Regions from separate parts of the Homo sapiens genome. Here region 1 is linked to region 2. Evidence: chromatin loops called from intact Hi-C (ENCODE). Cell type or tissue: heart left ventricle. All regions are shown on one strand.

Evidence for each region. Peaks named below come from ENCODE experiments on the same cell type or tissue, not always from the same donor. Only the 100,000 strongest peaks of a DNase experiment are listed, where the experiment ranks them.
Region 1: it touches region 2 in a loop (2.1-fold over the local background); 73 of 110 quality-filtered maps call a loop at or near these places.

The regions. Positions count from the first base shown.
Region 1 is chr6:144,006,942-144,009,441 of GRCh38, reverse strand. It overlaps PLAGL1 (PLAG1 like zinc finger 1), which reads left to right and starts at 1,183. Exons shown (of 8, transcript NM_001317162.2): 1 at 1,183-1,352. It overlaps HYMAI (hydatidiform mole associated and imprinted), which reads left to right and starts at 1,183. Exons shown (of 1, transcript NR_002768.3): 1 at 1,183-2,500. RefSeq lists silencers at 947-996, 1,187-1,376, 1,572-1,754. In heart left ventricle, no CTCF peak of the experiment used is centred here; DNase peaks (open chromatin) are centred at 1,161 and 1,522; H3K4me3 peaks cover 2,008 bases; H3K27ac peaks cover 1,864 bases.
Region 2 is chr6:143,953,739-143,956,238 of GRCh38, reverse strand. The region is part of intron 6 of PLAGL1 (PLAG1 like zinc finger 1); the gene reads left to right. Among named protein-coding and RNA genes, the nearest start is that of HYMAI, 53 kb to the left of the region's middle. In heart left ventricle, no CTCF peak of the experiment used is centred here; no DNase peak of the experiment used is centred here.

The sequences.
Region 1 (2,500 bases), 53 kb before region 2:
ATTTATGTATAGAGAAAAACACCAGATCTTCTCAAACATGGCAGCACTCTATAAACCCTCCTTAGGAATATGACTTGAAAATGAAGGAAGTCCATCAAGAACTAAATAAAAATAAAAATTCAGGGATAGATAAGTTACAGTGAATATCAAATTCATTTAAAGATAGAATTAAGACAACATCTGGAAAAATAAAGTTGCAGAGCAATTGCAAATGTTCTCATTGCTAGGAAGCCGAAAGTAACAGAACTAATGGAAATTGAGAGGCAGGGTTACCCCCTAAAGGTAGGTGGAGGTGTATGATGCTAATTAACCTCATCTTTCAGAGCTATGAGACTTTCTAAACCCGAACATGTAGTGAGCTCCTTACACCTCTCTTAATCTTTTTACGTAATGCTTATAGGCCTTTTAAAAAGCACGTCTTTTAGGGAAGAAAGCAATAGAGATTCCCTTCAGTTTATTTTTCTTAAATTCCAGTAACATGAAAAATTTGAAATTATATGAAGCAGACGTAGTGTGATACCGTAATTAGAAAATTACTTCTGTCTACCCTTTCTGCGTCTTCGTTTCTTCAGCTGTGAGACGGGTATTTCTCCCAGTGTTGCTGTGAGGATTACACGTATTTACCTGCAAAGTGCTTAGGACAGTGCCTGGCTCACGGTCAGTGCTCACGTTTGGGCAGCTGCACTTGGGCGCTGCTGGCACAGGAGGTAAGTTAGTTTGGCCTATTGCAGCGTCCCAGCATCTGTCGCGTTTCTCATGTGTGATTGGGCTCTGGCGGCCCATCCTGGCGGAGACTTCGGCTAGCAGGCCCCGCTGCAGACCCCAGGCCGGCTCGGGTCTACCTGCGCCAGCGCTGTACCTGGGCGACCTTGGCTTTGCCCCCACCGGTGACCCGGCCCGCAGGACGTGTGGGTGCCGCTCAGCTCCCCCCGCCTCGGCCGCCGACCCCCAGCTCCCCGGCGGGGCCTCCTCCTGCCACGTGACGCCCCCGCCAGGGGCCCCAGCGCCCTCCTCGCGGCCGCGCCGTTCCGGCTCCCGAGCCCCGCCTGCGCGCGGCCTCCTCGGCGCAGCCATCCTCTTGGCTGCCGCGGGCGGCAAAGCCCACGGCATCTGCCATTTGTCATTCAGCCCGTCGGTACCGCCCCGAGCCTTGATTTAGACACGGCTGGGGCGTGCTCTGGCCTCACTCTCCGGGCGGGTGCTGGACGGACGGACGGACGGGGCAGCCGTGCTCACAGCTCAGCAGCGCGGGGCCTTGGCGCGCGGGGCGCTTCCCCGGGTCGCCGTCATGGCCGCGGAGGTGGCACGCCCGAGCGGCCTCGCCTGAGCTCCGGGGGTCGTCGCCCCGCAGGGTAGGTGTTTGGGTGCTCGCGGCTGCGGCGGGCGGGCTGGGGGCAGCGGTGGCCGTGCATTGCCGCGCTGCGAGGACGGCGCTGGGTTCGCGGCCGCGAGGAGGGTGTGCCTTTGCCGCGCCGCCTACGTGCGGGTCCGGGCTCCGCGGGGCCGGGTGCGGGACCCCGCAGATCGTCACCCGCAACCCAGGCAGCCCCACCGCGAGTGCCGCCGGACCCCCTGGACGCCGCTGCCAGAGGCGTTCGCGCCTATCTGGTATGAGGTCCACAGACCCGATTCTTACAACCTGGCGCTCTAACCTCGCCAACGGGCCAGGAAAAAAACAGAACAAGGAAAAGAAGAAAAAGTCTGTTCCAAGTAATAATGGGACTAGACAGTAACTGTTTGCACTTTCGTCTCTTATGGAAAATATGATTATTTTGATGCTTTAGTATTACAGACTGTATCAGACATACTCTTAAAAGTATTTAAAAACGTGGGGTCCTAAAAATTTCCTAGATCGGGACAGCTGATAATGCGACTTCTGTTAGTCTCCGCATCCAACTTTCAGGGCGGAATGGGGATTTCTACCTTTTACTGAATATACTCCTGTAATTTTGAATATTTTTTCTCATCAAATGTGTTACTTTCATGTTTTAGGAAACCAATAAAAATCAAAAATAGAAACACCCAGCTTAGGTCCTCCTTCTTCCAGGAATCCTCCTCTAACCCCTCCCTCCCAGGCAGGATCGGAGGCCCCTCCCGGGTGCTTTCTGGGGCCTCACTGAGGTCCTGGTCCCCTAAGTCCTCCCCCGCAGCCCCTCCGCGTATTAACCCACCGGTCTCGCTGGGCTCAGAGATTGCTTACTTAGCACATGGTAAGTGATTAATACTGTTTAATGACCGAGGGAAAAGATAAAATGTTCTCTGATGTTTCACGCTTTTCGCTCTGAAGTTAAATAGTGGTAAATTTATATGCGCTTAGATAAGAACATTTAACAGTTAAGGATCTGGAAAAGTTGACGACGTCCGATGTCCGTGTTTCCTGATCCAGCAGTTGCACGCCTGGGTATTCATCCTTAAGAACAATGTTTTTCAGAATTTGAAGTCCATTTTAGTGGGTCGTAAAGTCATTTAAATGGATGATCAGAATTTGTAAAACACAGAC
Region 2 (2,500 bases):
CAGGGCTAGCCCACTTGACCAAACCACTCTAGGAGGAAAACATTGGTGATCAAGGTTGAACACGTGAGTCACTGACAGGATATGAGGCCACCCATGGAAAGCTCAGAGTAACTTATAAAATCGCCTGTATAAGTTAGGTTCAGAAAGGCATCCGCTTCCCTAGACTAGAAGAGCTCCTGAGCCACTCCACGCTTCACGTCTCCTTGCTGGCCCGAATGCCCATTAGGCACCATTAAGCCCAGCATGTCTAAAAATGAACTCCTAACGCTTATTTTTTGCTGAGTTTTTCTTCTGGGATGCAGAAGAAAACCTCTCTCTGCCACCACCATTCCCTCTTTCCCCTAACCTCAGTCCTAATCCAGTTATTCTGTTTACAGAGTGTCACTGGAACCTGCCCTCTCTCCTTGTGCAGGCCTGTGTTCTCTCTTCTGAGATCTGGCAGAAGCCTAAATGATCTCATTATCCAGCCCACCACCCTCCAGCATGTCTTATACGTCCCTGCCAGAGTTACCATCAAAAAGTGAAATCTGGTGGCAAGTCCACTGCTTCTGATCGGTCCCCATTGCCCAGCTCCCTGGTGGTGAGCGCCTGGGTCGTCCTTTCCCCTTGGTAGTTTGGTTTTGTCAGTTTTCTGTGGCCCTTTGAGGCTCACAATCACAGGCTGAGGCTTTCCCCACTGCCTCTTCCCATTCCTCACAGCATTTTATTGGCATTCTCTACCTATTTCTACCTCTTCTCTTCCCGCCCTCCTCACTGCATCTCCACATAAATTCAAGAGTTTGTGGCTGGACTTGACTAAATAGATCAATCTGCTAAAAACAATTTATGACAAAAAAGCCCACCTTCCCCTTGTAGAGTGGACCCTTCACGATTCTCCATCTCTCTAGCCTGTTTTCTCCTTTGCCCACATCTGCACCTGTATTCCAGTCTTACTGAACCACTTATTCTCCAGGTGGTTGGATTCATTCCCTTGGCCTGAAATAGACCACCTCCCTCTTGAACACGTTGTAAACTTCTACGCTAGCTTCAACTTTTACTTCTCTGTGACACCTTTCTTGATCTCCCAAGCAAGAGATGGTCACTGCCTAGACAACCACCACCTCAAGTTTTAGTAATGATTTTCACTTCTATTTATCTGTTTTCATGCATATGTCATTATAGAGCAATGTAATTGTATTCTGTCCATTCATTCCTGAGGAAACACATCTTTGAATATATCCTGTCCATGATTCCAGTCTTGCATATTGTCTCTTTCCCTTTGGCTGGGCACTAGTTACCTGTCTTTATTTTCTGGCTAATATGATGGTATTTAAACTATATTTCTGTTTGTGGATATTTAGAAATGCAGCTGTTTGTGTAGTTTGATTTTTATAATCAAACACCTTGCCAGGCTTTCTAATCTTGTGTGTGGATTCTTTGGGATTTTCTATATCGACATTCCTCTGCAAATAAATAATTATTCCATTCCAATTTTATGCCTTTCATTAGTTTATTGTCTTACTGTATCGTATTATCCATGACTTCTAATACATGAATGTTTCATGCAAGCAATGATAATAGGTAACTTTGTCATGTGATGAAGATAGTATACTCTGTTTTGTTAGTTTAAAAATCATCTCCTCTCCTTTCATGTTTCTTGGTGAAATGATACATATTTTAACCATTTAGTCAATGAATGTTAGTCTCTGGATTATATTAGCTGAGTTATAAGAGGCTGCCTCATGGTGTTGACTCTCAGATGCTCTCTGGGTTCTCAAGTGTTCCCCTTGCAAGTTTGACTCAAATGCCTGTCCCAGCCCCTGGGGTCTTGCACTGCCACTGCCTTTTTGTTGGTGTTGTCCTCTTTAAAAAATAATATCCTGCTCTTCTTTTAAGGACCTCTGTTCTCTCTAGGATATTAATGATTATTATTTTTGAAGTTTCCTTCCCCCCGTAGTCTTTTTTTCCCCGTTACTTTTTGTGTCAGTTTTCCCTATTAAGTGCCTTCCTCTGATTTCTGGTGATCCTTGGCCTACTAATTTGTGAGTCAAGCCAGTAAAGAGCTGATGGGAGCTTTGTATACTTAGGTGGGGCTTGTCAGCTGGGGCCTTGTATAGGGTAAGGTGGCGACCCCTGGAGGAAACCCCCTTTGTCCTTATGGTTTGCTCTTTTCTCTTGGGCTGGTCAGCTTCCCAGGGAAGACTCCTCCATCCTCCTGCCCTGAGAGAGAGGACATTCACCCTGTGTCAGGCTACTCCCCCACTTTCATACAGTCTCCATAGCGAGCACTTGTGCTAGGGGAAGGAAGGGCAGGCACCCCACTGCAGGCATCAGGAGAGGTCAGGAGGGCTCAGTGCTTCACTAACAGACTTTCACCTGCTGCTTTCATACCTGTTTCCATCCTCACTTCCAGAAGTACCTACTGTACCAAATTGCAGAGACATATGGTAGATGCTTCAGGGTATAGCAGGTTGTTTTGTTGCCTCTTAATGCTGGCTTAAACTTTAGCTTTCTTAGGATG